Regions from separate parts of the Homo sapiens genome. Here region 1 is linked to region 2. A link is a loop called in an ENCODE intact Hi-C map of the cell type or tissue named here. Cell type or tissue: PC-3. All regions are shown on one strand. Each heading gives the region's core, and the rest is flanking DNA. Links, peaks and the distances in the headings are about the cores only.

The links. Hi-C counts contacts between places; a loop is a spot of excess contacts. Peaks named below come from ENCODE experiments on the same cell type or tissue, not always from the same donor. Only the 100,000 strongest peaks of a DNase experiment are listed, where the experiment ranks them.
Region 1: a loop joins it to region 2, with 3 times the contacts of the local background. A loop is called at or near these places in 1 of 110 quality-filtered maps.

The regions. Positions count from the first base shown.
Region 1 is chr1:218,381,678-218,387,102 of GRCh38, forward strand. All of the region lies in intron 1 of TGFB2 (transforming growth factor beta 2), which reads left to right. Among named protein-coding and RNA genes, the nearest start is that of TGFB2-AS1, 39 kb to the left of the region's middle. In PC-3, for the core only: a CTCF peak has its summit at 3,158; DNase peaks (open chromatin) are centred at 1,604, 2,154 and 3,194; H3K4me3 peaks cover 1,869 bases; H3K27ac peaks cover 4,000 bases.
Region 2 is chr1:218,892,967-218,898,391 of GRCh38, forward strand. No RefSeq gene overlaps it. Among named protein-coding and RNA genes, the nearest start is that of LINC01710, 23 kb to the right of the region's middle. In PC-3, for the core only: no CTCF peak of the experiment used is centred there; a DNase peak (open chromatin) is centred at 2,315; H3K4me3 peaks cover 267 bases; H3K27ac peaks cover 1,304 bases.

The DNA of each region.
Region 1 (5,425 bases), core at 836-4,835, 510 kb before region 2:
AAAACAAAACTCTATCTCTGGACAAGCTCAATTTTCTGCGATGTTCCTAAAAGGGAAGGGGATTGAGGCAGAGCTCCAGGTAGCTTGTACTGAATCCTGTGTGTGAATAAACAGAGGTAGTAGATGAGATAGTGCTACTAGGTGTGTGTGTAGGGGTGTGTGTGTGTGTGTGCACACGCGCGTGCCTATGCACACAATGGGGCAGTTGTAGGCTGGAGCAGGGAAGATTTATTTTTAAATTGAAGAAATTAGTAGTTGCCAGAGAAGCACATGTGCAATGTCTTATGTTTTACTTTCATCATCTCTCCATCTGATGAATAAATTTTAAGGGGATTCCTGCAGGTCAGCAGAAAGAGAGGGTGAAATCTAGCCCTAGTTCTTTGCTGCCCTTACCAGATGGAGGCCACCATTAAAGCCCTCAACTCAACTGAAAAAAAAAATTTTATGAAGTATTTTTGTGAAAATTAAGCTATAGCATTGGAAACCACTCTTTACATCCCCCTCCCCACCTCCTGCAGTGCTCAAAGCTGTCTTCCAAGGAAGCTGGAAATATAAGTAGAAAAAATATCTTGCCCAGAGGCCCCTGGCAAGAGCTCTTAATCAGCTACTGGTACCTTTGCTTTTGGGGACTGTAGCTTTGGTTGAGTCTCACCCAAAAATCAATGTTTTTAGCTGAAGGCGGAAAATTATAAAAGCAAAGGTGTGAAGTGAAGCTCTTTGGTTAGTGCTGTCAGTGGAAGAACAGTCACCCCAGTGGAGTAATAGGTGCCCCAAGACACATACACACGCTTGAGCAGGACCACTGATTCATCCAGGCGCTCGCTGATGTGAGACTGATAAAGTGACTTATTTTTAAGCAGTTGATCATACTTCTGAATTAAAGTATTCATAGATTATTCAGAAATAATAAATTTGTTTTGTGGAAAGTGAGATTTTTTTTTCTCTACTTACTTCACAGTACCACCATGTCCCACTGGACATTTGGACACATAGGAACTGAATTCAAGGGATGATTTTCTATCACTTGAAATCTTAAAGTAGAAGAGAGATGGAGTGATTTGCTTGTGATGAATCGGCCAGTCTCTGGGTAAAAAAGTCAGGACTAGGAAAACAAGGACTAAAGTCACAAACTTCTGCTCCCAACACAATCACTAAGATCACCTTCAAATGCCACTTCTACTTCCCGTAGGAGTTCTAGTCTTTCATGAGTATTCAATTTTAAGCACTGGTGGTCTATATGGAGGTATGAGGTGGTGTTTCTCTTTTGGCTACTCATCTCAAATTTTGAAAATAAATGTTCATGGGGGTAAGAAGATTGTTTTATGACACTAGCCTACTGTAAATTCTTTTTGGAGTCTTCTTGAAAATATTTGAGTTTTTAAATTAAACACTAGGTGATAAGGAAAGGTTTCAAGGGAGGATAAAGTTAAAAAGAAAGGCAATTCCCAACGAAGAGGAAAGAAACCTATGTGATGGAGTCTTAAGCTTTTGTATTCTGCCCTTGGATATTACAGCAAGGCCCTAGGACTGGATTTATGATGCAACCAGGGGTTTAATTAGAAGACTATGAGCTCGAATGGAGCCACATTTAGACAGAATCTGAAACCTCTGTTTTGTCAATGCATAATTCTACAGGAATTTGCAAGTGACCTTTATTTTTTTAGGAGGGTCCAAAATTCAAAGCTGGAAAGCATGTGTCCTTTTTAATGTATAGTCTATTGCAAATATGAATCTGCCTTTAGAAAAACACAAGACCATTTTAAAATGCAATAATAGGGCTGCTAATTTGCCCTTCAGAAGTCATTTTTCATTTTCTTTGTTGGGAAAGCAGGTGCATGAGAAGTGTGTGTATGTGGGGGGTGTGGGGGAGAGGGAGAGTGTCCTCAGGTGTTCATTGTCACACAGCCCTCAAGTGGCTTCACAGGCAGAAAGTCCTAGCAAGAAATGGCAGTCCTTGCAGAAGCCCTTTGTCCCTTCAGCCATACTGTTTGTGAGTTTTTTTACTGAAGGATTTTCACACAGCTACGTGGCGAAGGACTTGCGAGATTTGATTATATATCCCATGAGTCAGGTTTCGATGGGTTACAGATTGCAATAAAATCAACCACAGGCTTTGGAAAAACTTTCCATGAAAGGCATTTTAGACTAAGAAATATTGGCTTTGGATTTCCCCATCTAGAAAGGTAGAGAGTAAACATGTACTGACAAAAAAGCACCACATTCGGGATCCCGAAAATAATTGTGAAACAACACAAGAATGCTTTTCCTCCTCCCTTTCCTTCCTTTCCACGTCACAGAGTTTGTCATTTATGACGATTTTGTGGTTGTTTTAACAGTTCTGTGAAAATGAGATACAGAGAAAGTATTTTTAAGATTTATTTAAATAATATAAGGTCACAGATATTCCCCCCTCTCCTCTTCTAGAACATCTTGATTCATTAAAAAGAAAAAAAAAAAGGAATTAAATAGCATAAGTATTTTGAATGCATTGGTTATGGGTTTTATTTTTAATAACTGTCTTGTCACTCATTATTTTATTGGGTTAAAAGTTATAATCATTTTCAGGTAGATAATTAAAGTAGCTATGTATGTAGGAATGGAGTTAGAATAATTTGGAATATCGTGGTGGAAAAAGCGTTAGCAGGTATGTGGGATATTTGAAAGCCTTAGAAAAACAAGCATGTTAAATGCTTCCTATACTATTATGTGTTATAAGACAGATTATGTATAATAAGAGGCTATCTTACCTTTTAAAATAAAGTACTAAAAGTGGTTCATTACAAGTCACTTCCGCTCTGGCTGTACCACTTATTAGCTGTGTGACCTTAGATAAATTATTTAATCCTCATAAGCCTTAGTCTCCTCATCTGCAAAATGGAAATGAAAACAGTATCTACCTCGCAGAGTTCTTGTGAGGCTTAAACGAGATAATCCAGGTCAGACCCAGCTGCTGTTATTCTTGGCCCTGTACATATTGAGAGAGGCTGGCTTTCCAGGCAGTGGATTTAACATACGTTTGCTTCATCTCATTTTTCCTTAAACTCAGGGGCTATGGACAGTCCATTCACACCCCTAGAGTCTCACCAGAAAAGGACAGAAGGCAGAATTCAAATCTGCTGAGAATGGATGGTTAACATGAAACGTGGGGGATGACTCATGGCAGGAGGAGGTTCAGTGAAGCCCGATTGTCTCTGACAGTTGAGGACAAAGTGGCTGCAGATGCTTCAGAGGCTGCCCCCAGAGCACATTGCAGCCTGTGCAGTTATTATTCCTAAGGCCGATGCCACAATGATGTCACATAACCACCCGGCAGATGGCTCGTATTATTATATGCATTGAAACCAGAGTGAACCCTTCCCATGTTTGGGATGGGTGTGGTGAGTGGGAGGAACACCTGTTAGGAGGTAGGATCTGGGTTTGATTCTATTTTTTCCCCCTCTCTTACTGGTACTTTCTGGTTGGTAGCTCTGAGCCTCAGTTTCCTTATCTGCAAAAGGGAGATGTACCTCAAAAGTTGTTTAGAAGGGTAGAGTAGAATTAGATAAGATAATGTAAGCAAATGCTTGGTGTTTCTGAATGACCTCTGGAATATGTGGACAGCATATTGTTATTCAATGATAATTAAGAATAAGTTGAAGTACAGTGATGCCACCTTGTACTTATCATTTTGCATTTAACAAAAGGACGTGGACATGCATTATCGTATTTGAGCTTGACGAAAGCCTGTGATCACCGGTTCACAGAGCACAGAGGTTTTGGGCCTTCCCCAAAGTAACACGACTTCAGAGGAAAATGAGAATTCCTGCTAAGAAGTGGCCATCCTTGGTGTATAAGCCCCTTTATCCCTTTAGCCATGATATTTGGGAGATTTTTTGCTGAAGGGTTTTAACATGACCCCATGTCAAGACTAAGACCAAGATCTTCTCACATAGCTGCAGAGGATCACACACAGAGGGTGTCTTTGGCTGGTGAGGGGCTCATGAGATGGAGCATAGCAGGGGCCTCCTAGTGTGTCCTTCAAAACCAAAATTAGGCTTTTCATAAGCTCAGTCTCTGAACTCAGTGCTGTCTGGCTCCTTTCCCATCTTTCCCCTTGGAGGAAAACTGAAGAATTAAGCTGTTAGAACTAGACTTCTCTAATAAGCCTCAGTGTCACAGGTTGTCACAGTTGTTGCATTTTATTTTGTTTTTATTTTTATTTTTTCTTAATTGGGCAGCCTCTCCCCCAGCCTTTTCCCCCAAACCAGAATAAGTTCAGAGAGACTCCCATGGTTGCATTTTAAAGGTCATCTAGTTCTGTCATTACTCCTTGAATCCTGTCATAAGATCCTGGCTACTCGCAGGGATGTTGCTTGAACCTTTTGTAGGTAACTCTGTTTGAAGGCTCTTCACTGTACTGAGCTTGGGCTGTTCTGAGATTTATCACCCCCACCCCATCCTTTAAGTACTACAGAACAAATCTTTATCAGGAGAGGTGGGGACACGGGACAGTGGAAAGAGTGTGGACTTGGGATCAGATAGACTTGATTTGCAAATTTCCAGCTACCTTTCTGTTTCAGCTGTATACTGTTGCACAAGTGACTTGCCTGCTGGAAACCTCAGTCTCTTCATTCACACAATGAGAATGGTGGGGATTGGAAATTATCTAGCCAACCTAGTAGGCACTATCAATAAGATAGCATTTATATGAGATTGCCAGATGTCATTAAAAATGAGATTATGTCGAAGAAAGCCCTTTGTAAGTTGTTTTCAAATGTAGGCACTGCTCCTAGAAAATCACTGGAAGTCTCTTTGTGTAGCTGATTTATCAAGTAATCTAATGGGCCAACAAAACTAATGACTCCAAGAATGGCTTTCTAAGATGTGTCCTACTGAATCAGGCTCAAGCCTGCCCACAGGTTCCTGATGCTAATAGTTACAAACTGAGGAGTAGAGGCAGACCCCAGGGCCATTCTGGTTTGTTTGATTCTGGATGGCAGAGAAAGGGAGGGCTTCCATCCACAAGCTTTTTGATACTGCTCCTGTCTTGAGATTTGTGACCTTTTCTATGTTCCTGCCTAGAAAAGTCTTATTGACATCAGATTCTGAAAGTAGGTGCACCCTTTCCTCTTTGGCTGTCAATGTTCTGTTAATAATATAAGCTTACGTTTACTGAGTACTTACTATGTTCATATTTATTACCTTATTTAATCCTTATGGCAATTCTTAGAGGCAAATGCTAGTATTATCATATTTTAAAGATACAGAAATAAAGTGAGTCCCTGCTCTTTTGCTGTTCCCGTCTATCAAGGTGAACACCTAAAGAGGCCACTATAATACACAGTATGATAAGTGCCAGGATGCAAAGAATGGAGAAATTCATTGTGCTCTGGAAGAGCCAGAGACACTTCTAAAAAGAGGTGACACTAGGCTGGACCTTCAAGGA
Region 2 (5,425 bases), core at 674-4,673:
GTAAATTCAGCAAATATATTTTAAAATAAAATTAGTTTTGTTAAATTGTCCACATATTTTTAATGAAATATATTATACTTATAGATCCATTGGGGTATAACTACAATAATAATATTGGTGAAAATTGGATGGATATATTATTGAATGGAAAGAGCATTGGAATGAAAGTTAGAAAAACTGGATTTGAATTTCTGCACTGCCATTATCTAATTGCATGAACTTGGACAAGATGCAGATGCTTCTAGACTTATAGTGGGTTTATGTCTTCATAAACTCACGGTAAGTTGAAGATGCCATAAGTTGAAAATACATTTAATACACCTAACCTACCCAGTATTATAGCTAAGCCTAGCCTATATGAAACGTACTTAGAACACTTACAGTAGTCTATAATTGGGCAAAATCATCTAATATAAGGCCTATTTTATAAACAAGTGTGGAATGCTGTATGCAGATGAGCATTTTGTAGACATAATGGGATGTGAAAACACAAAACAGGATATCTAAAAAACACTGGCAACACCGTACACTGTAAAATCTAGGTTTTTTACCCTTGTGATCACGTGGCTGACCAGGAACTGTTCATTGTCACTGCCCAGCTTTGCAAGCAGGTGTTATACCACATATAGCTAGCCTGGGAAAATATCACAATTCAAAAATTAAAGTGTAGTGTTTATTGAATGTGTATCACTTTTACACCATCATAAAGTTGAACAATCCTACGTTAAACCATTGTAAGTTGGTGACCATCTGTTCTGTGTGTGTGTGTGTGTGTGTGTGTGTGTGTATTCATGCATATTCATGCACACGCTTGTGCATATGAAGAATAATTTGCCCTCTGTATATCACTGAGCTATAATGAGGGTCAAATGGGGTGATGTGAAAGGCTCTATAAGTGGAAAATAGCTAAATTATTATTTTTATAATAAAAACCTTAATGTTAACCCATATGTGATAGCATAAAGCATATAACAATATTTGTGTCTTGTGTTAGTTGATACAGGGAGTGTATAATGTCATTAACATAGTTGTACTACCAGGCTCTGTTAATTAAGGATTGTTGGCAATTTTGTCAATAATTTTATAATTTCTGTGTGTGTGTGTGTGTGTGTGTGTGTGTGTGTGTGTGAAAGAGAGAGAGAGAAGCCTGTATAGCTGAAAGACAATATCCTTTTGACAAAAGTGGGTAAGTACACTACTTGATGCTTACAAATCAGTAGAAATCTAAGAAATAACAAGAGAAAATAAAAGCCATTTAGAACCAGGTTTGGTATTCAAAGAAGCAAGGTAAATAAATGGGCAATTGACATTGAAAAGACTTGTCCAAAATAGGGAATTTTATTAGAAAGTAAAACAATTAGGAGAAGCAAAGCATAGTGCTTTAATTATTAAATATCTCAAGTTGATAACCAAATTAAAAATCCCAGATATTATACCTCAGAATTTAATTTCGAGTATTAGTCCAAATGCAGCTAAAATGAATACCACCAAACTGTATATTCGAGAAGCATTTTTATTATTTTATTTTAATTTTTAAAAACTGTGATAAGAACACTTAACATGAGATCTTCCTTCTTAACAAATGTTTAAATGCACTATAAATATTGTTAACTCTAGGTCCAATGTTATAAATGACACACAAATACTTTTAGAAAGTGGGGGAAAAATATTTGATCTATAAATTTTTAAGCAATGATTGCCAGCTATTTCCCATTGCCATAACTATGCTAAGGACAGAAAAGTAGTTTCCTACACAATGCTTATCAATCCCTAAGTCATCTTTCCTCAATCACAAGACAGAAAAGTAGTTTTCTACACAATGCTTATGAATCTCTAAGTCATCTTTCCTCAATCACTGACTTAGATAGATTCAGAATGACACTTGGTTAACTGTTTCCAGATAATTTATTACTGCAACCCAAACCAACCCTCTGCAAAGTTGCAAAGGTGATTAAGCTTATTGTTGGTTGCCTCATCTTCTCCAGTTTATACCCCTTCTTATCTTTACACCCATCCTAAGTGTAAAATCTACTTATTTTTCTCTTGTCTTTGAGAACATAAACGGAAACTCTATCCAAGTCTCAAAAAGCAGATATAAATTTGAATAGTCACTTCTTTGAGGAGTATTTTTTTTTTGTATTTTAATAAGAATCAAAACCTGGGAACCCTGCAAATACAGCTTCCATAGGACCCCTTGTTTGTCTTTTTGGCACAGGGCAGGGAGTGGATAGTGCTGGTAGCCAAGGGCTGATCCAAACTCAGGAATGAAGCATAGGTGTTTAAGAATGACTCAGTCCCTTGCCTCTGGATTCATTCCCTATAAATGTCCAAAATTATTTTTATCACTGCAGCTGAAATTCTACCAAGTACAAATATATTTATCTTAACAAGCTTACTCATTTTAAAGGCAAATATTACAATGAGCGTTATATCTCATTTACTTAGTATGTGTTGTTGTAACCTGATGTTTCCCTCTTCGCACTGACTACTACAAAATTATGGTTGATTTGAGACTAGGAGTTTAGGGGTCTGGAGATCAAGGGAGGCTGAAACGCTGAATTTGAGGGGTACACAATCATGGCATGTCTCAGAAAGCAGTAGGTATGATGGATGTAGATGTCTGGACCTAGTAGGTAGGCCCTCCAGTGTGAAGGTGTAACCATGCATCTGAAGTCAGAGAAGTGTTAAGTATCAGAAACAGATGAGACAGGTGCAGGTAAGATACACAGGAATAACAAGTGGTGGGTGGGAAGTTTAAATAATGTGCATGTTAGGATTAATATATCATGAAGGACAAGGTCAATTTTAAAGGTCAAAGCAGTAACCGTCATTCTGGGAGTTTGGGCATTGCAATATTTTAGAAATCAGGCAAAAGAGCATTGGAACTCAGGCAGAGAGCCTAGGCCATAGAAGTAAAGCACAGAATCAAGATGACCCTTTATCCAAACCTATTTCCTCCTTAATCAGTAACTTGCTTTAGTTTTTGTATGCTTATTGTTAAGACAGGAACTATGTCCCAAGAATGGCTGGCTTAGAATCTGCAGGTGGAATGAGTGAATATGATGTAGGGAAAAGGAATTTTCCATCCTATTGATCTAGATCTTCTTCTTTACTTATGTTTAATGACAGATTGGCCCCCGAGTCCATGGTTGTGCTGCAAAGACAGAACAGGATGAGCACACAATATACTAAACAGGCAACCTCCCAAATCGATAGGAAGCATACTTGCCTAGGCGAGCAATAGAAAATTCATCGTCTATTGGTAAAGTAATTATTAGTAGTAGACATCTAGTTAGGAGACAGAAGGAAGGAGAGCAAGTGGATGCAATTGACCCTGCTTGGGAAATCCTGAAGGCACAGCACTCAGATGGGCAATAACTTGCGCCACATGTAAAACTGCCTGCATGTGAGTTGATATAAGTACCAGGGTGCTGTCCTAGGGGATTAAACCCATAAAACATGGCCCTGAAACGTCTTACAGGATTAGCAATACATCACACTTGCGCACCAGAAGAGAACGGGATACATTCTACTGTGCCATTATCTAGACTTGTGATCTATTGGCATAATAAAAATGTTAAGTGAATTTTTAATGACTGCATTGATACAAAGTAAGGTTCAAGCTTAGATAGTGTTTGTTTTCCATCACCAAAGAGTTTTGCAGCTTTTCTACAGATAATCCATAGGCTCACTAAAGCCTGTTTGAAACACCTTTCTGCAAAACCGTTCAGCAGTTACCAGGAGAAAACTGGCAAATGAGCTGTTATTAAAGAGAAAATGATGCATCAATGCTTACCTCTCATCCATTTAAAATAATTAACCCACTGGGAGCAGTGGCTCATGCCTGTAATCCCAGCAATTTGGGAGGCTGAGGCAGGCAGATCACTTGAGGTCAGGAGTTTAAAACCAGCCTGGCCAACAAGGCAAAACCCCATCTCTACTAGCCTGGCCAACATGGCAAAACTCTGCCTCTACTAAAAATACAAAAATTAGCTGGGCATCGTGGCACATGCATGTAGTCCCAGCTACTCAGGAGGCTGAGGCAGAAGAATCGCTTGAACCGGGGGGCACAGGCTGCAGTGAGCCGAAATCACACCACTGCACTCCAGCCTGGGCAACAGAGCGAGACTCCAGCTGAAAAAATAAATAAAATAAAATGAGATAAAATAATTAACCCCTACTTGGAAACAGTTTTAGTGTCAAGCGATTTATTATTAGGTTGATGCAAAAGTAATCAGAGCTATCCTTTTGATATTACACATTGAAGTGTCCCAGAGAAGAAAAAACACACTTTGTTTATTAAAGCAACTTGGGACGTTGTTTTCCGTAGATACATATCTTTTTTTTTTTTTTTTTTTTTTTTTTTTTGAGACGGAGTCTTGCTCTCTCCCCCAGGCTGGAGTGCAGTGGTGCAATCTCCGCTCACTGCAAGCTCCGCCTCCTGGGTTCATGCCATTCTCCTGCCTCACCCTCCCATGTAGCTGGGACTACAGGTGTCCACCACCACGCCCAGCCATAGATGCATATCTTTAAAAAGCAACCTTTGCTTTTCAATATTATGTGCAGAAAAATACTGAGAAGAATAAATCCCCAGTGTGTAATTACAGTTGATAAGAAATAAGACACAGATAGTCACTTGCCCAAGTCATGTAGAGGACTCCTTATTTCCTTTAATAAATTAAAGGAGTGGTAGCAAATGTAACTCATGTCCACACAGAAGCCCCCCAAGAGATGTCTCTGGGCTGGAACCCTTGCCTAAGACCTTTTCTAGTTAAACTTGGTCATGGTTCCAGTTCAGTGAATCACAAGGCAGTGAGAATAGTGACATTCTGATATACATAGGTCAGTCCAGTGTGGAAACATTAAAATTTTGGGCACAGATAATACCAATCAACACAACGGGAATTGCTATGTGCATTTTGAATTGTTCTTAGAGGAAAAAGAACCAGCTTTGGTAATGAGAATGGCAATTCTCTTTTTGACAGCTTCTACTACTGGCAAATATCAATGCCAATTATTTGAAGTACTCCCCAAGTTAATCACTGTATATGAATTAGGTTACAGTTTTGAACCTGCCTCTTCTTATGCAAAACCCAAGGGAAAGCAGAGTTTGAAACATCCCAATTCTTCCTTGATATTCTACATGATCTTGGGTAAGTCATGAATCTTTATAAATTCAGACTTTCCTTTTGAGAAAAATGATCATTAAGCCCTCTACTCATGCTTATTATAGTGATTAGTTTAAGTTTCAGTTGTTTTAGTTTTTGAAACATGGTACTAATGAGTGAAAGGCCACATATTTAAGCTCTGGGTGGGCTGTTTAACTTTGTTCTGTTATGTGATCATACTTTATCATAACCAGGGATTTGGGCCAAATAAAATATCAATTTGGTTCAAGTTTATTTCAGAAAATATTCTGATGCTC